2 separate regions of the Homo sapiens genome follow, and region 2 is linked to region 1. A link is an interaction called in ENCODE POLR2A ChIA-PET data of the cell type or tissue named here. Cell type or tissue: GM12878. All regions are shown on one strand. Links, peaks and the distances in the headings refer to the core of each region. The heading gives the core; the rest is flanking DNA. Region 1 overlaps USPL1 (ubiquitin specific peptidase like 1). Region 2 has its middle 6.8 kb from the start of LINC01058.

Region 1 (5,383 bases), core at 179-5,178:
GCACTTCCGAGCCTGCAAAAGCAGGCCCCCAAAAGTGCAGGGATGCCTGAGTCTGCACCCGCACCCAGGAGGGTGGAGATCTTGCCTGCTCCAAGGCTGCAGCCGGAATGATAGCAGGCTGACTGGAGCACCTGCCACCATCATTAGTTCAAGAGTTTATGCAGATTTAAGTTGTATACGGTATATGAATGTGTGACAGTTTTCCTTATGGTTGTGTGGCCTTCTGTAAGAGCCTACGCCTGTTTGTTACACCGGTAGAGTGCTGTGGAATGTAAACTTTCCCTATGTCACTTATCTCCTTTATCTCTCCATACAGAGGAGGGCAAGAAACCTTGTTACTTGAACTTTAGTAATGTTAAGTGATCAATAAATCTATAAATAAATGATAGCAGAAAAAAGTTACCTGTTTTTGTGATGATGTACAAACTTTACATGTTATCACAAATACCATCTTTCTTCCCAAGACATTTACTTCTGTAACCAAAGTGGGACACCATCTAACAGTTCTGTTTTGGGAGAGAGTAATAACCAGTGCTTGTGAGGCTTGTTAGATGTTGGTTGTGATATATGAGATAGATGTTATTTCATTTAGACCTCAACATTCCTGTGCGTGAGATACTTTTATCACATCTTACAGATAAGGAGACTGTACTCATTCAGTTGTGGAGCTGAGATTGAGTAGAGTGGCTATTACAGCAGTTGAGTGCTGAGCTTATCAATATATGTTCCACTCCTCAGGCTTCATTTAAAGTAGGATGCCCAAACAGCACCACTGCCGTAGAGATTTGAGTTAACAGCAGTACTTACTGAGGTTTAAGGCTGGCAGCCAGTGTCCTTGCAGTAAAATTATTTGCTAGGGACTCAGTACTTCATAATCTATTTGTCAGATTTACTCCTAAGCTTCTGTGTTGTTTTATTTTTTTTCTGACAAAAGTAGTGCATATTGTCAAGGAAAAACTAGGAAAATACCAAAAAAAAAGATTTTTGACCATGCATTTTAATACTTAGTGACTACAAACATTTTCCTATTTTATGCATATAGATTTTAAATAAACGTGAGATCCTATTGTATCTGTTTTAATGGATAAACATTGTTTCACTGTTTTAAGATTCTGAGGTGATTTATACTGTCTTGCCATTGTTAATTGCAGCAGTTAGCCTTGTTGATAAATTTTTGCATGGATCCAAGTTTTGTTTTCCAGGAGTGGAGTTGCTTGGTCAAAGGAAATGCACATTTAAGGTTTTTTGGTGATTGCATGACTGACTTCCCTGGGCCCTCGCCAACACTAGGTAGTAGTATTGGGAGGAAGGGGGGAACCAATCCTGGGTGCTCCAAGATTACTAGTGAGCCTGAACATTTTCTATAACTATTGTCCACTTGAGTTGTTGTTTTGTTTTTTTTTTGGTGGAGGCGGGGGTGGGTTTAAGAATTGCTTATCCTTTGCTTGTACTAATTATCTTTTCAACAAATATTTCTAGATTACTGCTAAGGACCAAGCACTGTTATCAGCCTGAGATAAGGCAGCACACTAGAAGGAAATCCTTGCTCCTTTTGAGTTTGCCTTCCAAACATGGAGATCAATATATAATGTTAGGTAGTAATAGGAGATACATGCAGTTGATTCATGTCATTTGTAGTAGTTATGGTCAATAAAGTTGCCTTGAACACTGAATTAGTATAAACTGAAATACTGTTCCTAGGGGAAATAGGTTCCTGCTAGCCTGTGGTCATGAGATTTTTGTCAAACAATCACTATATAACCTTTTCTGTTTCTGTTTAAAGACATGTTATTTGATCTATATGGTTGATTCTTTACATTAACATGGCCAACAGCACTGTAACTCAGCCTGAACGAAGCTTATCTGACACATGGTGTTCTCCATAAGGCACATCATAGCTTTCTGTGCTTAGGAACACTAGACGGCACTTCAGCACTGCACTTGAGGACGTTTTAAACAGTGAAATCAACAAAAAGCACAAAAAAATGCAACAATAGGCTGGGCAAGGTGGCTCACGCCTGTAATCCCATCACTTAGGGAGGCCGAGGCGGGCGGATCACGAGGTCAGGAGATCAAGACCATCCTGGCTAACACGGTGAAACCCCGTCTCTACTAAAAATACAAAGAATTAGCCGGGCGAGGTGGCAGGCGCCTGTAGTCCCAGCTACTCGGGAGGCTGAGGCAAGAGAATGGTGTGAACCTGGGAGGCGGAGCTTGAAGTGAGCCGAGATTGCGCCACTGCACTCCAGCCTGGGCGACAGAGCGAGACTGCGTCTCAAAAAAAAAAAAAAAGGAACAATAACAAAGACACTAGTCCCCCAAAAATACACTTGTTTACAGTGTGAACTGAAAGAGGAAGGTGGAGTATTGACTTGTTTGACCTCAGCTGGAAATGTGCACGTCCTGTGACTCAAATTTTTCTCTGTTCTGTGCATGCATGTCCACGAATAACCACAAGAAGCACTGAAAGCATTGATTTTTAGGGTTACAAATTAATTTTAGCAAGTAAATGAATTCACAAATACGGAATCTGTGAGTAATGAGGACTGATTCTTTTTTTTTTTGGAGATGGAGTTTCACTCTTGTAGCCTAGGCTGGAGTGCAATGGCATGATCTCGGCTCACTGCAACCTCCGCCTCCCGGGTTCAGCCTCCACCTCCCGGGTTCAAGCGATTCTCCTGCCTCAGCCTCCCGAATAGCTGGGATTACAGGCTTGCACCACCATGCCCGGCTAATTTTTGTATTTTTAGTACAGACGGGGTTTCACCATGTTGGCCAGGCTAGCCTCGAACTCCTGACCTCAGGCAATCCACCCACCTCAGCCTCTCAAAGTGCTGGGATTACAGGCGTGAGCCACCGCGCCCGGCCGAGGACTGATTCTTATGTCAGATGGCACTAAATGCTATGGAGAAGAGGAGTGGATGAGAGGGAGAAGTATTTTAGACCAGGTAGACTTGGAAGGTTTCTTGGAGGTGGGTGATGTTTGAGAAGAGGCTTCAATAAAGTTAGGGAGCTCGCCATGTGATTGCAGGAAGAGCGTTCCAGGAGAACAAAAGTCATGAAGAGTGAGTGCTAGGCATGTGTCTGGTCTGTTTGGGCTGCTATAACAAAATACCTTAGACTGGGTAAAATGTATAAATAATAGAAGTGTATTGCTTATAGTTCTAGAAGCTGGGAAGTCCAAGATCAAGGTATCAGCACATTCTGGTGAAAGCTGCTCTGCTTCATGGCTGGTTCTCTCACTGTCCTCACATGGCATAAGAGGGGCACAGAGCCCTCAACCGTCTCTCCAGTGGCCCCATCTCTTAGTACTGTTGGATTGGGGATTTAGACTTCACTAATTTTGGGGGGACACAAACATTGAGACCACAGCAGCATGACTGAGGATAAGCAAGAGGCCAGTGTGGTTGAGCAGAGTGATCAGTGAAGGAGAGTTAGGACATGAGTAAAGAGGCTAGCAGACACCAGATCTCATATGGCTTTGTAGGCCATAGTGAGGACTTTGTTTAAGCTGAGAATAATAGATAACCTCAGGAAAGTTTCAGGCAAGAGGGTAACATGATCTGATCTGGGTTTTAAAAGGATCACTGAAGTGGGGAGACTGTCTACAGATGGTCTGAATAGGAGTCCTAGTCTATTACAATCTCCTTGGAGTTTAGGGTGGTAACTGGAGGTGTTCAAGAGTAGTTGGATTACTGTTGGATTTCAAAAGTAGAGCCAACACGATATGTGCATTGGCTGTGAGGTAGAAGAGGAGTCAAAATGAACTCCAGGTTTTATTGACTGAGCAATTGTGCCATTTCCTGAGATGGGTCAGATTTGGGAAGGAAAGAATTTAAAGGGGATAAGATAATCCCATTAGGAGTGTGTTAAGTGTGAGATTCCTATTAGACTTTCGAGTGGAGATGATTTAATAGGAAGATAGATCTGCAACACTGGAGCTCAGCGGAGAGGGACACCCTGGAGATAGCCGTTTGGGAATTAGGAATGTGTGGATCATGTTATAGGATGGGGTCATTTAGGGACTTAAAACAGCTCTGAAGAACAAAAATGGTGCCTTGATCTTGGACTTCCTGGTTTATAGAACTGTGAGCAATATATATATATTTTTTTCAAGACAGAGTCTTGCTCCGTCATCCAGGCTGGAGTGCAGTCGCACCATCTCGGCTCACTGCAACCTCCACTTCCTGGTTCAAGCAATTCTGGTGCCTAAGCCTCCCAAGTGGTTGGGACTATAGGTGTATGACACCATGCCCGACTAATTTTTGTATTTTTTTGTAGAGACAGGGTTTTGCCATGTTGGCCAGGCTGGTCTCAAACTCCTGACCTCAAGTGATCTGCCTGCCTTGGCCTCCCAAAGTGCTTGGATTATAGGCGTGAGCCACCATGCCCAGACTAAATTTCTAACATTTATAAATTATCCAGTCTAAGATATTTTGTGATAGCAGCCCAAGCAGACCAAGGCAAAGGCCAAGCACACTTGCTCCTCCTGACTTTTGCTCTTCCTGGAATGTTCTTCCTTTAGTCACATGGTTGCCTGCCTAGCTTCATTCAATAGGAGTGTGGTGCCCTGAAAATACAAGGAAGAATGCTTTTCTTTTTTTTAAAAGGAAGGGATGATTATCTGTCAGATGCTGCTGAAAAAGAGTAATAGAGTAATTGGCCACTGGCTCTGGCAATAGGGAAGTTAGCTCTGCTAACTCCACATGAACAGTTTCACATGAACAAGTGTGAGTGGGCTCAAGAGAAGGGATGGTGAGAAAGTGGAGCTATGGACTCACTCTTGAAACATTTTCTGGTGCCTCGTAGGGCAATGTGAGGTCAAGGTTTTTGTTACTGTTCTGAAGATGGGAGAGGCTGACACATGGATGTTGTAGGTGAGAGAAGGGGCGCTTGCGGGGGCAAACTTCTCCAGGGATGGGATTCCAGTGTCTAAGAGGAGGCGGTGTGACCCTAAGAGCTAGAAAAATTATTTTATTAATAGGAAAGACAAAGTACTTAGGCTCAGATGCTAAGAGATTTGCTGATAAAAGAATGAGAACGGTCTCTTCTGATTATTTTCTTGGGGAAATAAATAGATCATCAGCTGAGGGTGTGAGGGGAGAAGGAGTTGAACATGGAGGAAGACAGGTGTGAAATATTGGTCTCAGAATGGAGAGCGAATTGAATAGGGACATGCAGTGGGCTTGCTAAGCTGTGCGGAGAGCCCGTGGGAAGTTTATGGTCATCAATTTAATGGCGACCAGCCAAGATGGTGGTTTATTTTTCTCCAGTTGTATTTAACTGCTCAGGTGCAGGACAGAGAGACTAAGTGTGAAGTTAATTTCAGCCAACGTAGAGGAATTGTCAGGCAGATGGGACAAGGAGATAGAGGAGAAAAGGA
Region 2 (5,383 bases), core at 179-5,178, 250 kb before region 1:
TTAATACATTCTGAGGCCTCCCGTCACATTTTAGAAAGTCATTTATTGAGTTTGCTGTTTTCTTTTGCATACTGCACTTTGTTGTTTTTTTTTTTTTTTTTGAGACGGAGTCTTGCTCTGTCACCCAGGCTGCAGTGCGGTGGTGCAATCTCGGCTAATCGCAACCTCTGCCTCCTGGGTTCAAGTGATTCTCCTGCCTCAGCCTCCCGAGTAGCTGGGATTACAGGTGCATGCCACCATGCCCAGCTAATTTTTTTGTATTTTTAGTAGAGATTGGGCGGGGGGGTGTCACCATGTTGGCCAGGCTGGTCTCGAACTCCTGACCTCAGGTGATCCGCCCACCTCGGTCTCCCAAAGTGCTGGGATTACAGGCGTGAGCCACTGCATGGGCGCATATTGCATTCTTAAGCCATACTTTCCATGCAGGTTTCTTCCACAACCTCACCCTCTTGTCCCCTGGCCTAAGACCTACTGACATCAAGAAGCTTCAGGAAACCTCATCCTATAAATCAAGTGGTGGCCTACTCATAGGAAAGTCCTTACAGATACTTTTTTTTTTAAAGAGATGGGTCCTCACTATGTTGCCCAGGCTGGACTCAAACAATCCTCCCGCCTCAGCCTCCCAAGTAGCTTGGACTATATATATAAGCCACTGGACCTGGCTCAGATACGTTTATGTATTTGCCTCATTCTGATGTCATTTAAATATGCCATGTTCCAAACATCATGAACTTGTTTAGTGAGCTTTTAGGGGCCAGAATGTGGAATGCTATCCTATTAAACTCTATCTTATTAAACTTGACACATTGCTCCAGTCTTTTAAGATGTTTTTGGCCTCTGGTTCTAGCATCTTAATGTATAAGCTATTCCTCTTATCTGTGTGTCAACAACAGATTTCACCAGCATATGACTTATAACAATATTGTACTGAGTGAGGCTTAAGATAGGGCCCCGTGGTAAGCCTATAAAGAACCCCGTCGAAGTTGAAATGGATCCATTACCAAGACTTTTGGGAAATGATTGTTCAACCAGCTAGCTGCAAATCAATCTAATTGTACCATGATCTACCCTACATCTCTCCATTAGCTAATCAAGAAGAACACTGTAAAATATTTTTGTCTAATGTCTTACTGAAATTTATATGCACCGCCTTGACCTTCTGCTCAACCATGCTGTCAAAGAAATTAAGTTCCACTTAAACTTTGAAGTTCCTATTTTCTTTCGTGCTGCTCTTTTACCAACTCTAGACATTTCCTCCCATTCTGGGGCTTGCGTAACTGCAGACACTAGCCATACCTGGAAGCATGCTTCCTTCTTTTCTACTGCAACTGTGCAATACACTTTTGTTTTCCTAAATGTATTATACATATAACTGGTAAACTGAGTCAACTGGGATCATCTGAATCATGTTTATTTTTATTTATTTATTTTTTTTTTGAGATGGAGTCTCGCTCTGTCACCCAGGCTGGAGTGCAGTGGCGCAATCTCGGCTCACTGCAAGCTCTGCCTCCCGGGTTCACACCATTCTCCTGCTTCAGCCTCCCAAGTAGCTGGGACTACAGGTACCTGCCACCGCGCCTGGCTAATTTTTTGTATTTTTTAGTAGAGACGGGGTTTCACCATATTAGCCAGGATGGTCTCGATCTCCTGACCTCGTGATCCGCCCACCTCAGCCACCCAAAGTGCTGGGATTACAGGCGTGAGCCACCGCGCCTGGCCTTGAATCATGTTTTAAATATACAATGAACTGCTCAATCATTCAATCAATAAAGTTATTGATCACCCCCTCCATAAGTCTAATATTTCCAAAATGAAAAATCTTTTTGTAATACAAATGTAATACTTTCTAACATGAATTTTTGTTTACCTAGGCTGAATTTTCTCAAAACATGATATGGTTTGGCTCTGTGTCCCCATCCAAATCTCATCTCGAATTGCAGTCCCCATGTGTCAGGGGAGGGACCCAGTAGGAGGTGACTGGATCACGGGGCCAGTTTCCTTTATGGTGTTCTTGTGATAGTGAGTTCTCACAAGATCTGATGGTTTAAAAGTGTGGCACTTTCCCCCCAACCCCCTGCCTTGCTCTCTCTATCTCTCTCCTGCCACCATGTAAGACATGCCTTGCAAGCTTCCCGTTCCACCACAATTTTAAGTTTCCTGAGGCCTCCTCAGCCATGCAGAACTGTGAGTCAACTCTTTTCCTTAAAAATTACCCAGTCTCAGGTACTTTTATTAATATACAGCATTGTGAGAACGGACTAATACAGATGATTAAATAATAGTAATATTCTTTTTTTAAAAAATAATTTCAACTTTTATTTTAGATTCAGAGGGCACATATGCAGGCTTGTTACATGAGTATATTGTGTGACACTGAGGTTTGAGGTTCAATTAATCCCATCACTGAGGTTCTGAGCATAGTACCTAATAGGTAGTTTTTCAGCCCTTGACTCCCTCCCTTTTTCCTCCCTCCCTTTCTCCTCCCTCCCTTTCTTCTTCCTCTGGTAGTCTCCAGTGTCTGCTGTTTCCATCTTTACGTCCACGTGTACTCAATGTTTAGCTCACACTTATAAGTGAGAAAATGCAGGATTTGGTTTTCTGTTCCTGCATTAATTCACTTGGGCTAACAGCTTCCAGCTGCATCCATGTTGCTGCAAAGGACATGATTTCGTTCTTTTTTATGGCTGGGCAGTATTTCATGGTGTATGTGTACCACATGGTCTTTATCTAACCCACCACTGATGGACCCCTAGATTGATTCCATGTCTTTGCTATTGTGAATAGTGCTGCAGTGAACATATGAGCACACGCGTCTTTTTGGTGGAAACATTTGTTTTCTTTTGGGTATGTACCAAGTAATGGGACTGCTGGGTCAAATGGTAGTTCTAAGTTCTCTGAGGCATCTCCAAACTGCTTTCCACAGTGGCTGGACTAATTTATGTTCCCATCAACAATGTATAAGCATTACATTTTCTCTACAGCCTCAACAGCATCTGTTATTATTTTTTTGACTTTTTAATAATAGCCATTCTGACTAGAGTGAGATGGTATCTCCCTGTGGTTTAAATTTGCATTTCTCTGAGTAGTGATGTGGAACATTTTTTCATGTCTGTTGGCTGCTTGTATGTCTTCTTTTGAGAAGTGTCTGTTCATGTCCTTTGCCCACTTTTTAATGGGGTTAATTATTGTTTACTCATTGAAATGTTTAAGTTCCCTATAGAGTCTGGATGTTAGCCCCTGTCAGATGCACAGCTTGTGAAGATTTTCTCCCATTCTGTAGTTTGTTTGTTTACTCTGTTGATAGTTTTTCTGTGCAGAAGCTCTTTAAATAATACTAACATTCTTGAGCAGTTCTCTAATGACCCCTTTACACTCTTAAAAATAGTTGAGAACCCCAGAGAGTTTTTGCTTATACAGGATATATCCATCAATATTTACAGTAATAGAAATTAAATCAGAAAATTATTTATTAATTCATTTAAAATAATAACAACAAACCCGTAATATATCAACATAATCAATATTTTATGAAAGATATATTTTCCAAAACAAAAAAGTTAGTGAGAAGAGTGGCATTGTTTTACACTTTTAGATGTCCTGAATGTCTGGCTTAGTAGGACACAGCTAGATCCTCATGTCTGTTTCTGCATTTAAGCTGTGGTGATGCACATGGCATATGCCTTCTGGAAAACTCCACTGTACACTCCTAAGAGAATGACAATGAAAGATGCAAACAATGTCTTGGTGTTATTATGAAAATAGTTTTGATCTGTGGGCCCCCTGAAAGAGTTTTGAGGACCTCAGAGTAGACACTGTTTAAATAATAAAATATACCTATTTTTGGCTTTGAATGTCAGAAAGCTCAGAGCTACATTTAGCAACCACTTCAGGCCTGGTATTATAGTCCTTTGCAGCTTTGCTCAACTGCAGTCTGTTTGCGACTTGCCCTTTACTTCTTTTTTTGGTGTTTACAGCTCTTGGCCATACTTTTTCTGTGTTTTTATTAGACCTTGCTTCAAATCCTTTGGAAAGCAGGTTGGGTGTTTGACAATATAGGTAATTGTGCACATATGCTTATACACATATATTTCAACACAAGTTTAAAATTATACTTTGATTTCATGTTCAATATCCACCTAGCAAACACACCTCAACAGGATGAAAATATATATGATAGTCACACAAAAAATTAAGACACTCCTCAGATTGTCTGAATGCACTTTTTACACAAAGCCCAGAGGATAGGGGTTACATTGCAAGAAATCTACTATATAAAAAGATTGGCTGGGCGCGGTGGCTCATGCCTGTAATCCTAGCACTTTGGGAGGCTGCGATGGGTGGATCACTTGAGGTCAGGAGTTCGAGACCAGCCTGGCCAACATGGTGAAACCTTGTCTCTACTAAAAATACAAAAATTACCCGGGTGTGGTGGCACATGCCTGTAATCCCAGCTACTGGGGAGGCTGAGGCAGAAGAATTGCTTGGACCTGGGAGGCGGAGGTTGCAGTGAGCCAAGATCGTGCCATTGCACTCCAGCCTGGGCGAAAAAGCGAGACTCCATCCTCCCACCTCAAAAAAAAAAAAAAAAATTCAGCTCCACCTGGGCATGGTGGCTCACGCCTGTAATCCTGGCACTTTGGGAGGCCGAGAAGGGCGGATCACTTGAGGTCAGGAGTTCTAGACCAGCCTGGCCAACATGGTGAAACCCCGTTTCTACTAAAAATACAAAAATTAGCCAGGGCTGGTGGTGGGCACCTGTAATCCCAGCTACTCGGGAGGCTGAGGCAGGAGAATTGCTTGAACCTGGAGGTGGAGGTTGTGGTGAGCCGAGATCACGCCACTGCACTCCAGCCAAACAGCAAGACTCTGTCTCCAAAAAAAAAATACAGCTCCATAATAGACAATTTATCATCCTGGAAGTTAAGCAAATAATCAAAATCTATACAGTGTTTGAACTGTTTCTCAAGCCCCCTACTTAGACATTGCCATTTTTCTGTATCAGTAACTAATTTGATGCCTATAATATACATTTGAAATGTCTGACCTCCACTCTTCTCTCTTCTTTCCTGGAGAACTGTCCGGTCATTCATGAGGATGAGTGTCCCCAGATGTGCCTGTCTCAGGGCACCCTCTCCTGGGCACACCTGATTGGATCAAGCTGTGCACCTGACCCAGGCTGGGACAACCAAATTCCCTCTCCCAGGAATCTGGTATTGGACTGAGGACAGCCACTCACCTTTGGCTAATCTCTTTAGGAGAGAAGATGTAGATGTGATAGTTGTTGAGGGATTATCCTCTGCCCAGCTACTCACAGAGAAGAAAGTGGATTGCAGAGGGAGACACGAAGCAGAGAAGAAAGCTGGAGAAGGTGGACTGTCTAGGT

The links. Peaks named below come from ENCODE experiments on the same cell type or tissue, not always from the same donor. Only the 100,000 strongest peaks of a DNase experiment are listed, where the experiment ranks them.
Region 2: POLR2A ChIA-PET joins it to region 1 with 5 read pairs; 2 of 35 experiments call an interaction of 5 or more read pairs at or near these places.

Annotation. Positions count from the first base shown.
Region 1 is chr13:30,660,369-30,665,751 of GRCh38, forward strand. USPL1 (ubiquitin specific peptidase like 1) reads left to right here. Exons shown (of 9, transcript NM_005800.5): 9 at 1-398. Among named protein-coding and RNA genes, the nearest start is that of TRN-GTT2-4, 11 kb to the right of the region's middle. In GM12878, for the core only: no CTCF peak of the experiment used is centred there; a DNase peak (open chromatin) is centred at 2,393.
Region 2 is chr13:30,412,802-30,418,184 of GRCh38, forward strand. No RefSeq gene overlaps it. Among named protein-coding and RNA genes, the nearest start is that of LINC01058, 6.8 kb to the right of the region's middle. In GM12878, for the core only: a CTCF peak has its summit at 5,118 (motif pointing left); a DNase peak (open chromatin) is centred at 3,058.